2 separate regions of the Homo sapiens genome follow, and region 1 is linked to region 2. Evidence: chromatin contacts called from ENCODE Hi-C or POLR2A ChIA-PET data. All regions are on one chromosome and are shown on one strand. The core of a region is the stretch at or near the end of the contact, and the rest is flanking DNA. Distances in the headings are between cores, read along the strand shown.

Region 1 (6,382 bases), core at 3,596-6,095, 110 kb before region 2:
GACGGGGTTTCACCGTGTTAGCCAGGACGGTCTTGATCTCCTGACCTGGTGATCTGCCTGCCTCGGCCTTCCAAAGTGCTGGGATTACAGGTGTGAGCCACTGCGCCTGGCCGAAAAGAGTGACTAGCCCAAGGTCAGAGCAGGGCAGTGATTTGAACTCAAGATGCAGGTTCAGGTCAGACTGTGAGAAGCCTCACTGGCTGTTTGTGTGGGGTAACCCATGAGGCAGAAATAATACAAAGAAAAAGGAGACTCAGGAGCCCGGGCGCGGTGGCTCACGCCTGTAATCCCAACAATTTGGGAGGCTGAGGTGAGCAGATCAGTTGAGGTCAGGAGTTCGAGACCAGCCTGGCCAATATGGTGAAACCCCATCTCTATTAAAAATACAAAAATTAGCCAGGTGTGGTGGCATGCGCCTGTAATCCCAGCTACTTGGGAAGCTGAAGTAGGAGAATCACTTGAACCTGGGAGGCGGAGGTTGCAGTGAGCCGAGATCGTGCCATTGCACTCCAGCCTGGGTGACAAAGTTAGACTCTGCCTCAAAACAAAACAAGACAAGACAAAACAAAACAAAACTCAACTTTTATTTTAAGTTCAGAGATACAAGTGCAGGTTTGTTACGTAGGTTAACTCGTATTATGGGGGTTGGTCACACAGATTATTTCATCACCCAGGTATTAAGCCCAGTAACCAATAGTTCTCTTTTCTGCTCCTCCCTCTCCTCCCACCCTCCACCCTCAAGTAGACTTCAGTGTCTGTTGTTTCCATCTTTGTGTCCATAAGTTCTCATTATTTAGCTCCTACTTCTAAGTGAGAACATGCAGTATTTGGTTTTCTGTTCCTGTGTTAATTTGCAAAGGATAATGGCCTCCAGCTCTATCCATGTTCCCGCAAGACATGACCTCGTTCTTTTTTATGGCTGCATTCTTAAACATTTTATCACCCCAAGGAGAAATTCCATACCCATTAGCTGTAATTTCATTCCTTCTGCCCTCAGCCCTTGGCAACTATTAATCTACTTTCTGTCTCTATGGATTTGTCTATTTTTGATATTTTATATAAATGGTATCATACAATACATGGCTGTTAGCCTAACATAGTGTTGTCAAGCTTTCTCCATATTGTAACATTTCTTTTTATTGATGAATAGTATTCCATTTGTTCAGCCATTCATGGACATTTGTGTTGTTTCCACTCCTTGGCTATTTAGAATAATGCTTCAATGAACATTTTTGTATAAGTTTTTGAGTGGACACATGTTTTCAGTTCTCTGGGGTATATACCTAGGAGTGGAATTACTAGGCCATATGGTCACTCTGTTTAACTTTTTGAGGAACTGCCAGACTGTTTTCCAAAGCAGCTGTACCATTTTATATATCCACCAGCAGTGTATGAGGTTTCCAATTTTCTCCACATCCTTGCTAACACTTATTATTGTCTGTCTTTTAAAATTATGGTTATCCTACTAGGTAGGAAGTAGTATCTCATTGTAGTTCTGATTTTCATTCCCCTAATGGCTCATGATGTTGAATATCTTTCCTTGTGCTTACTGGCCATTGTATATTCTCCTTGCAGAAATATCTACTCAAATTCTTTGCTCATTTTTATTGCCCTTTTATTGTTTAGTGGAGTTCTTCATATATTCTAGAAACAAGTTATTTATCAGATATATGATTTACAAATATTTTCTCCCATTCTGTGTATTTTTTTCACTTTTTATTAGTGTTCTTTGCCACACGAAATGTTTAATTTTTTTTTTTTTGAGACAGAGTCTTGCTCTGTTGCCCAGGCTGGAGTGCAGTGGCACGATCTTGGCTCACTGCAACCTCTGCCTCCCAAGTTCAAGCAATTTTCCTGCCTCAGCCTCCCAAGTAGCTGGGATTACAGGCGTGTGCCACCACACCTGGCTAATTTTTGTATTTTTAGTAGAGACAGGGTTTCACCATGTTGACCAGGCTGGTCTTGAACTCCTGACCTCAGGTGATCCACCCGCCTTGGCTTCCCAAAGTGCTAGGATTACAGGCGTGAGCCACCATACCTGGCCAAAATTTTAAAATTTTGATGAAGTTCAATTTGTTTATTTTTAATTGCTAGTGCTTTTGGTGCCACAGCTAAGACACTATTGCCTAAGTTAAAGTCACAAAGATTCACATCTGTATTTTTCTCTAAGAGTTTTATAGTTTTAGCTCTAAATGTAATTTAGGTCTTTGATACATTTTGAATTTTTTTTTGTATGTGGTGTGAGGTGGGGGGTTCAACTTTTTTATTTTGCATATGGATGTGTGTGGTTTCCCCAGCATCCTTACTTTAAAAGACTCTTCTTTCCTCATTGAATTGTCTTATCACCATTGTTGAAAATCAATTAATCCTGAAAGTAATGGTTTATTTCTGGACTCTCAATTTTATTCCATTTATCACTATGTCTATCCTTACAATAGCACCACATCATCTTGATTACTATAGCTTTGGAGTGGAAATGTGAGTCTTTCTACTTTGTTCTTTTTCAGGCCTGTTTTGTGTATTCTGGGTCTCTTGCATTTCCATATGAATTTTAAGATCAACTTTTCAACTTCTGCATAGAAAGCAGGTAGGCTTTTGTTAGGGATTATGTTGACTAATTTGAGGAGGATTATCATCTTAATGATGTTATCCTCCAATCTATGAACATGGCATGTCTTTCTATTTAATTCTTCTTTAGTTTCTTCCAAAAATATTATATAGTTTTCAGTAAACAAGACTCACACTTTTGATTTTTTCTTCTTTTTTGAGACGGAGTCTCACTCTGTCGCCCAGGCTGGAGTGCAGTAGTGCGATCTCGGCTCACTGCAAACTCCACCTTCCGGGTTCACGCCATTCTCCAGCCTCAGCCTCCTGAGTAGCTGGGACTACAGGTGCCCGCCACCACGCTTGGCTAATATTTTTCCTTTTGAAATGGAGTCTCGCTCTGTCGCCCAGGCTGGAGTGCAGTGGCGCGATCTCGGCTCACTGCAAGCTCTGCCTCCCAGGTTCACGCCATTCTCCTGCCTCAGCCTCCCAAGTAGCTGGGACTACAGGCGTCCGCCACCGCGCCTGGCTAATTTTTTTTGTATTTTTGGTAGAGACGGGGTTTCACCGTGGTCTCGACCTCCTGACCTTGTGATCTGCCCGCCTCGTCCTCCCAAAGTGCTGGGATTACAGGCGTTAGCCACCATGCCCGGCCATTGGCTAATTTTTTGTATTTTCAGTAGAGATGGGGTTTCACTGTGTTAACCAGGAGGGTCTTGATCTCCTGACCTCGTTATCCGCCTGCCTCGGCCACCTAAAGTGCTGGGAGTACAGGTGTGAGCCACCATGCCCGGCCAAGACTCACATTTCTTTTGTTAAATTTATTCAATATCTCATTCTTTTGGATGTTATTGTTAATTGAATTGGATTGTTTTCTTAATTTCTTTCCTTTTTTGTTTTCTTTGTTTTTTTTTGGTGAGACGGAGATTTACTCTTGTTGCCCAGGCTGCAGTGCAATGGCGCGATCTCGGCTCACCACATCCTCCGCCTCCCAGGTTCAAGCGATTTCCTGCCTCAGCCTCCTGAGTAGCTGGGATTACAGGCATGTGTCACCATGCCCGGCTGATTTTGTATTTTTAGTAGAGATGGGGTTTCACCGTGTTGCCCAGGCTGATCTCGAACTCCTGACTTCAGCTGATCCGCCCGCCTCAGCCTCCCAAAGTGCTGGGATTACAGGCGTGAACCACCGCGCCCAGCCCCCCATCTCTACTAAAAAATACAAAAAATTAGCTGGGCATGGTGGCAGGCGCCTGTAATCCCAGCTACTCCAGAGGCTGAGGCAGGGGAATCGCTTGAACCCGGGAGTCGGCGGTTGCAGTGCGCCGAGATCGCACCACTGCACTCCAGCCTGGGCGACAGAGCTAGACTCTGCCTCAAAAAAAAAAAAAAAAAAAAAAAATTAGACACAACTCCAGGAAAGCAGGGAAGATCCCAAACTGACTACTAACATGATTCCATGGCTTGGCAGAAGAGAAGCTTAAGAGAAAATTGTTAAAAAAAAAATAAAACCAGAACAATTAGTCAAGAAAAAGAAATAAAGGGAACCCAGATTGGTAAGGAAGAAGCAAAATTCTTTGCATCTGCAGATGACATGGTTTTGTATATAGAAAATCCAAAGAACACACAAAGACAAACCAAAAAAACCTATTAGAGCTAGTAACAAGTACAAGTTTGCAGGATACAGGATCAATATACAAAAACCAATTACATTTCTATTGGAGTAGAGACGAGATTGCACCACTGCACTCCAGCCTGGGCAACAGAGCGAGACTCTTGTCTCCAAAAAAAAAAAAAAAAAAAAAGCACTTTGGGAGGCCGAGGAGGGCAGATCACAAAGTTAGGAGATCGAGACCATCCTGGCTAACACAGTGAAACCCCGTCTCTACTGAAAATACAAAAACAAAAACAAAAAAATTAGCCGGGCGAGGTGGCGGGCGCCTGTAGTCCCAGCTACTCGGGAGGCTGACGCGGGAGAATGGCGTGAGCCCGGGGGGCGGAGCTTGCAGTGAGCCGAGACTGCGGCACTGCACCCTAGCCTGGGCGACAGAGAGAGACTCCATCTCAAAAAAAAAAAAAAAAAAAAAAGGAAAAAGAAAAAAAAAGTGACAGAAAAAACGCTCTCTGCAGAGGAGAGAGGATTCCGAGTGGATTGCGGGGTTACAGCTGAGTTCAAAAGCTTTTATCAGAAACTCTTATCTCTAGCAGTTTGAGTCACTTCTCTTATCAGTAAAGCTGTCTGTGCAATTCCCCTTCTGTTACGCAGCCGTGGGTATGTCTCTAGGCCATCACGAATTCTGCTTTTCTAGTTTGTATTAACTGTGGGTTTGTTTTAGGTAAGCCCCCTCCCCATCTGTGCAAGTTTCCACCGTATATATGCCTGAAAAAAGGGAAGAAACTTTTTTCCTGGGAGCTCACTAAGTTGCTTATCTGTGCGCAGGTGCAGCCTGAGGTTTTTTGTTTTTTTTTTTCCCCAAGGTTGTTTCATTTTTGCCTGTTGCTGTAACTTTTCAGGCAGGTTGCTTCTGCAGTCTGCATTTTCCCCAACTGATTTTTTCCTTTCCTTCTTCTCACAGTGGCTCTCATCTGGGGTGACTTTGCCTCCCTGGGGATGTTTGGCAATAATATCTGGAGACATTTTGGTTCTCACAACTGGAGGGCCGTGGATGCTACTGGCACCTAGTGGTAGAGCCCAGGGAAGCTGCTAAACATCCTGCACTGAACAGGACATCCCCACAACAAATGAATTATTAGGTCTAACGTCAATAGGGTGGAGGTTGAGAAATCCTGCTATAAATCTCGTTTAAATCCGTGAGGATGTGGGCTTTTGAAATAATAATAAATAATTTTAATTTGATTTTCTGTGGTTATATTGCCATCCCTGGGACATGGAGGCAGAAGGTCTATTTGATTAGGGAAGGGCAGGGAGCAGGAGAAAATATCAAAGAGCATCTCAGTCGAGTACCACACAGCAATGAAAATGAATGAGCCATAGACACACACACCACACAACAACCAGATAACCTTGAACAAAAGAATATACAGCATGCGTTCATGTACATAAAGTTCAAAAACAGGCACAACTACTTTACTGAGGAGATTATAGCTGGACAGTAACACTACCAAGAAAAGCAAGGATATTATTGCCATAAAAGTCAGGGTAATGATTACCTCTGGGTGGCGAGTCAGAAAAAGGATACCAGGAGACTGGCATCATTCCATTCCTTGAACTTTTCATTTTCCTTTAAATAGTGCATTTTGTTTTATGAACTTCTACGTATGTTTCACAATTAAAATATAAAAAAAGGGGGACATTAGTTAACATTCAAAAATCTCATCCTCCTAAAACAGAAAGAGTCCCTAAGTGGAAAAACAGGTGAATTACTTTTCTTTTTTTTCTTTTTTCTTTTTTTTTGAGACAGAGTTTAGCTCTTTCCCCTAGGCTGGAGTGAAGTGGTGCCATCTCGGCTCACTGCAAACTCTGCCCCCTGTGTTCAAGTGATTCTCAAGCCTCAGCCTCCTGAGTACCTGGGATTACAGGCACCCACCACCACGCCGGGATAATTTTGTATTTTTAGTAGAGACAGGGTTTCTCCATGTTGGTCAGGCTGGTCTCAAACTCCCGACCTCAAGTGATCCACCTGCCTCAGCCTCCCAAAGTGCTGGGATTATAGGTGTGAGCCACTACGCCCAGCCAAACAAGTAAATTTCAAACGAAGTCTGGGGTTTAGTTAAGTCATGTACCAGTCGTAATCTCCTAGTTTTGACACATGTACTACGGTGATGTAAGATGTTCACAACTGGGGAAACCGGGACGGGGGGAAGGGTCTCTCTAAATTAT
Region 2 (6,472 bases), core at 1,037-3,536:
AATGGAAAGATATCCCATGTCCATGCACTAGAAGAATGTTAAAATATCTATATCACCCAATGCGATCTACAGAATCAATGCAATCTGTGTTCAACTACAAGACATTCTTCATTTAAATAGAAAAAGAATCTTAAAATTAACATGGAAGTTCAAAATACCTCAGATAGACAAAAGAATCTGGAATAAAAAGAAAAGCTGGAGGCATCACACTACCTGATTTCAAAATATACTACAAATCTATGGTAAGCATGGTACTATCAAAACAGTATGGTACTATCAATAAAAGGGGCAGGGGAGAGACAGAGAGATGAACGAATGAGACAGACAGACATAGACAAGTGAAACAGAATAGAGAAATCAGAAATAAATTCACGCGTTTACGGTCAACTCATTTTTAACAAAGGCCCCAAGAACACACATTCGGGAAGGACAATCTCTTCAATAAACTGTACCAGGAAAACCCAACACCCACATGTACAAGAATACATCTAGGCCATTACCTTACCATATACAAAAATCTACTCAAAATAAAGATTTAAATGCAGGACCTGAAACTATGAAACTACCAGAGAAGAAAACATAGGATAAAATGCTTCATGAAATTGGTTAGGACAAGGAATTTTCAAATAGACATCAACAGCACAAGCAACAAAAGCAAAGATGTAATTACGTTAAACTTAAAGCCTTTTCCAAAGCAGAGGAAGCAATCAGTATAATGAAGACAGAACCCAGAGAATGGAAGAAAGTATTTGCAAACTATGCATCAGGCAAGAGGTTAATACACAAAACATCTAAAGAATTCAAACTACTCAAAAGTGAAAATACAAATAATCTTATTTTTAAAAATCTACCCAAAACCTTTGTCCCCCACCATTTCCCCACCTTCTTTTCCTGACCGCATTTGGCCCTCTCCCTCTCACCACCCTTTCTCTTCCTCCATCTACCCCAAACTTTTTCACCGTTTTCTCCCTACCGTCATTTCGCAAAGCCTTCTCTACTCTCCCGCTCACCACGCTTTTCCCCATCCATCTACCCAAACACTTTCTCCCACCGTATTTTTTTTCCCACCGTATTTTCCCCCTTCTCCCTGGCCACCCTCTTTTTCCCCCTCCCGCTGTCATCACGCCCTTTTGCTCCTTCATATAAGCAAAAACATTTTCCCCCGTCTTTTCCCAAAGCCTTTTCCCTACTGCTGCTCACCACCCTCTTTTCCCCCTTTATCTACCCAAAAACTGTTTTCCTCATCGTCTTTCCCCCGGCTCCTCCTTGCCACTCTCCTTCCCTTCTCCATCTACCCAAAAACATTTCCCCACCATCTTTTCTCAAAGCCTTTTCCCCACTCCTGCTCACCTCCCTCTTTTCCCCATCTACCCCCCAAAATTTCCCCATCTTTTCACAAAGTCTGCCCCTGCTTCCCACTCGTTCTCTTCTCTCCCCTATACTGCTTGCCACCCTCCTTTTTGCCTTCCATCTACCCCAAACTATTTTCCCGTCTTTTCCCCAAACTTCTTTCCCTGCTCCCTCTCGCCACCCTCTTTTCTCCTCCTCCTTGTCACCCTCTTTCCCTCCTCCATCTACCCAAACACTTTTTACCTACCATCTTTTCTCCACCATCTTTCTTTTCTGCCACTGTTTTTTCGCAAAACCTTGTCTTCCTCCCGCTGGTTACCCTCTTTTTCCTTCTCCCACTTGCTATCTTCTTTTGCTCCTCTACCCAAAAACTTCTCTCCCCACCATCTTTTCACAAAACCTTCTCTCCCTACTGCTCGCCCATTTTCCCCCCCTCACCACTCTTTCCTCTTCCCAATTGCCACCTTCTTTTCCCCCTTCATCCACCCATAAACTTTCTACCCACCGTCTTTCTGCAAAACCTTCCTTCCCTCCCTCTCTGCACCCTGTTTTTCCACCTCCATCTACCCAAAAACTTTTTTCCCCACCATCTTTTCCCCATCGTCTTTTTGCAACGCCTTCTCCTCCTCGCTATCCTTTTTTCCCTTTGGCACTAACCACACTCTTTACCCACCTCTATCTATCCCAAAACTATCTTCTTCTTCCTACCCCTCCAGCCGCGCTGCAATGTCCACCGCCACCACCAACCGCAGCGAGGCGAGCCGCGCCACGGTGCCGCGGCTCAAGCCTCCAGCATACGACCTGTGACTCCTTTTCCTGGTCTTCTAAGCCGGGCACTGAGCAGCTCAATAGAAACACACGGAAACCTAAAAAAACAAAAACAAAAAAAACAACAACAAAAAAAACGTAACTCTGCTTCAGCATTATTTATATCCTGAGGTTATGCGCATGCCGGTTCCTAGACTGCATGTTCTGATTGGATGAGAGCAAGTCTTAAGACAACCAATCACAGCATGAAAATAAAGTCCAATCAGAGTAGGCCTAGAGGTTTTTCTCTCATCCAATCAGAACATGTAGTCCAGGGTCTCCTAACCTCAGTATATAAAGCATGCTGAGGCAGCGGCGCGTCATTTCTGGCACTTATGTGTGGGTGTGGGGAGCTACTACGTACCCGGCTTAAAGAACTGGAAGGCTCCGTCACTTTTCGCCCCCTGGAGCCTGGAGCTTGGAGCCTGGAGCCTGGGGCACTCCCTCCCTGTTGGTGGTGGTGGTGACGGAGCGGTAGGAGGGAGGCTAGCAGCGAGAGCTTCTCCTGCCGGGCTGGAAGACAGAAAGAAGAGGCACCGCCGCGTGCTGGAGGCTGGAGCCGGAGCTTGCGCCTCCGCGGCTCGCCTCGCTGCGGTTGGTGGTGAAATCAGAGACCGCAGCTCGGCCACAGTGGTAGAAATGTGGTAGGGTAGGTGAGTTATCCAGGGCTGCACTGCCCTCTTCTGGGGGTAAGGGTTGGGTGTACTATAGGGGCTCACTGCCAAAGGCTACACTGCCTGTGGCATTGGACTGTTTGGGGGCACTCTCTGGGGTTGCATTGCTGGTGGTGGAATGGGGGGCTACACTGCCCGAGGTGGCAGGGGTGGTCGGGAGAGGCAGGTTGTGTACACTAACGTGTACTGCCAGTGGCGGTGGATGGCTTAGGGGCGTTGTCTTCTGCTGCACTGTCCGTGGCAGGGGCGGGTTGGGTGGAGTTATCTGGGGCTACAATGCTGGCAGTGGGGGGTGGTTTAAGGGCGTGGTCCGGTGCTGCACTGCCTGTGACTGGGGGTGCGCTATCAGGAGCTGCACTGCCCATGGCGGGGTGAGGGTGGGGCGGGTTTGGGGCGCTGTCTAGTGCAGCAATACCCGTGGCTGCGTCAGGTGGGCACTATCGGGTGCTAACACTGCCTGCGGCCGAGGAGTTGGGATGGTTTGGGGGGGTATTGGTTACATTGCCTGCAGCTGTTGGGTGTGCTATCCCAGGGTTACAGGGGGCAGGTTAGGGGTGCTATCGGGGGCTATACTGCCAGTGGGGTTGGTGGGCTGCAGAGGCAGCAGCGGCAGCGACAGCTGTGGCCTCCTTCCTCTTTCTGGTGGCCTCCATGGAAGGATGGAGTTCTTCTCTTCCCGGACTCCAGACTCTAGAGGGTGATCTCTTCGTGCTCATGCAATCTTGAGCACCGCAGGGCTCTCACACCCACTGTGGTTCCCTGGCCCGCGCCCTCACGCACGCTCTGTGTTGTGGAGACCATCTGGGACTACCGGGCAGGGAATAGAGGGCACCACGGGGGAGGGAGGGGGACAGGGCACTGTGGGTGGAGGCGTGAGGAATGGGAACCAGCACTTGGGTGGAGAGGGCTGGCTGGGTCTGAGTTTCTCCTACGCGGGCTCCCCGAAGAGCGCAGTGCCGATGGGCCCAGCAATTCCTGGCCAGCTGGACTTGGCCAGGAGCCGGTTTCAGTGAAGGCACTCACACCCAGCCCAGGCCCCAGTTCCTGGCCAGCTTTTGCCAGAAAGAGAGGCTGGACTTTGGAAGGTGGGTGTGAGTGCCTTTAATGAAATGGTCCCTGCCGCCCAGTGGCCAGCGTGACAAGGTGAAGCTCTAACACTTCCACTCCCTGCATCCTGTTCTAGGTTTCTCTGGCTTTGCCTGCGCAACTGCTCCCAGCCAGGCTGGAGGAGGAGGAGGAGTCACCTGTGGTATGCTGGAGCCTGTAGATGGCGTGGCTCTGCAGCTTGCCTCATGAGGTTGGTGGCAGCAACAGAGACTGCAGCTTGACCAGAGTGGTAGGAGGGCACCCGTGGGGGCCAAGTGATAGGAGCCTTGTAGGGTGGGCTGGTGCATTGAGGGCAACAGCGGTTGTACTGGCATCGGCGCTAGCGTTGGTAGCAGCGGCAAGTCTGGGGGCTGGGAAGGGGAGTAGGAGCGCTCACTTGCCCATCCTGTCCTGGGGTGGGGACGAACCTTAAGGTGCTATAATGCGGGCCTCAGTGGCAGTGGTGGAGGTGCATGTAGGGTAAGGAGGAGTCTTCCTCCTTGTCCTGCAATCTCTGGAGGGTGCCCTCCTCCTGCTGGCGCCTGAGCCAGGCATGAGTGGCAGCATTGTCTAATTCTTAACAAAATTCAGGGGGTGACTTTTTGTGTATCTTTTCGCTTGTTTTTTGTTGTGATACTCTTGGACTTAACTCAAATTTCATGAATCGAGGAAAGGATAAAAGGTATAATAGGCCTTCTAATTCACGCACCTGTTCTTTTTCCTTTCTTCCAGTCTGTATTTTCTTCTTCTTGTTCCTCTTCATTTTCTTTTGCTGCTGCTGCTTCTATTTGATGTTTCTATTCTTGTTTCTCCTCTTTTTGTTTTCTTTATGCCAAGCAATGACCTTAAACAACAAGCCCAAACTGAGTGAAAAATAAACTTGTCACTGTGATGTATTTTTAAAATAACTGGTCCCTTACTATGTTTTAGAGATGAGGAAACAAATAAGTCGTATAATTAGTTGAATAGCTATGATTTCATTATTGTGTTAACCCACTTAGGCCTAGTGTTCCATTATTGGAACGCTAAGCATGTGGGAGTTACTTATACTGCTCAAGGTCATTGACAAGGTCTGATTTTTCACTCATGCAAAAATTCAAAAAATTGCAACCTCTGGCATAAATGGGCTAATGAGTTGTAAGTAGTTATCCAAGGAACCAAAAAGTGAAGCATCACATAAGATATTGGTAGCAAAAGGCCATTTCATCTCTCTCAAATATTTGTCTGGAGCTATGTAAGAGTCACTGGGGTAATAAGTTCTAATTTATGAGATTATTAAGTGAACCATATTCCCTTCATTTTATTTCTCTGCAACCATTTTGAAGAGTATCATCATCTGCATGAGCAAACCTGGTTCATCACCACATTTTTGCAAGAGGCAAATGAAGGGGGGAGAATCATGTGTATAATTTTGCAAGGCAGAGATTCACTACCAAAAACAAGGCTTTATTAACTTTTGCCTTTAAGAACCTGCAGTGTTGAGCTCTCTTTTAATCGTAGTATTACTACCTTTGGTATGAACTCTTTTTTTTTTTAAACTGATTACTCTAGAAGTTTATGCATTTTCTTAGCTGCCTTAAAGACAATCTATATTGTATCATTTTTCAAGCCCACAGAAATGTGTAAGGCCTATAATTCTGACACTTTCAGTTATTTTTAAGGTTATGAGCATGTGAAATACTGTTGATATATGGAAGAATGTGTGTAAATACCACTAGATAGCTTATTTTGAAGAGATAGTATCTAAATTTTTGTCCAGAGTAGATTGGTTGCAGTTTCTTAAGTTTGTTTGTCAATACATTTCCTCAATGTTTTAAACCATATAGAAATTTGAATACGTTTAACCTCATATAGCCCTTTATTTATAGGTTTAATATTTCTAAAGACTAAGGACATCACAGCCTCCTTTAAGATTCAGTAATAATAAAATTTGAGATATGTAGGATTAGAATCCAACAAATTCAGAGGAAAATTGTTAAATTATATAGCTGTAGAGCAGGAATGAAACCCAGATTCTAAGCTCTAAGGGGGCCATGAGCTACCATACAGGTGCATCCGTGACTGGGCATAGAGTCGGCAAAATTACAGGATGGTTAAGAGAGTGAGCTGTGGAGCCTGACTCTATGTGAACATGAATTTTTAAACCGCATGGTGCCTCAGTTTATCCACCTTTACAGTAGGGACAGTAGTAAGTTCTTTTTTTGCTCAGTTGTCTGGATTATTTCCCTAATCTTTCTTGTTGCCACTCTTGATGCCCACATGAGAGAATCTAAGGTAATTTCTGATAGCCTGAGACTGCTGAAGGAAAAACAGAAGGTGCCACAAACCCATTTTAGGAGAAACCTCTGTTTTCCTCATGGAACCCCAAGAACTTTAAGCAGACAGGTCCCTCTCAAAATCTAAGGCTCTCCTGTTTTGCCTTGCATTATCTGACCTTTTTGGTTTGAGTGGGCATCAGAAATTAGTAGAGGGAAGAGATCTAAAGAAAGTTGTGGATATGAAGATGTATTTATGGTAAGAAATATTATGAAGGAAAGAAATGTTATGTGAGAGAG

Evidence for each region. A loop is a pair of places that touch in the nucleus more often than their neighbours do. ChIA-PET counts read pairs that join two places held with the same protein, here RNA polymerase II (POLR2A). Pooled maps may share reads with other maps.
Region 1: a map of PC-9 shows a loop between it and region 2 (7-fold over the local background). The contact joins the enhancer-like site here to the promoter of PCAT7 in region 2. A Hi-C loop is called at or near these places in 6 of 168 maps with a recorded cell type or tissue (Caco-2, HepG2, OCI-LY7 and 3 more) and 6 of 50 pooled maps. POLR2A ChIA-PET finds 5 or more read pairs at or near these places in 8 of 52 experiments (A549, BJ, Caco-2 and 4 more).

The regions. Positions count from the first base shown.
Region 1 is chr9:94,667,859-94,674,240 of GRCh38, reverse strand. No RefSeq gene overlaps it. Among named protein-coding and RNA genes, the nearest start is that of FBP1, 32 kb to the right of the region's middle. RefSeq lists a silencer at 4,720-5,014 and an enhancer at 5,002-5,141. Within about 2 kb of position 4,845, at least 13 of the 41 ENCODE cell types and tissues checked have a DNase peak (open chromatin) inside an H3K27ac peak, as active enhancers do; they include PC-9, where a contact is called at or near this core.
Region 2 is chr9:94,550,897-94,557,368 of GRCh38, reverse strand. PCAT7 (prostate cancer associated transcript 7) reads right to left here and starts at 2,286. Exons shown (of 3, transcript NR_121567.3): 1 at 2,024-2,286. LOC124902218 (a long non-coding RNA gene) reads left to right here and starts at 2,480. Exons shown (of 2, transcript XR_007061674.1): 1 at 2,480-2,810; 2 at 4,015-6,472. RefSeq lists enhancers at 2,085-2,747, 3,412-4,074.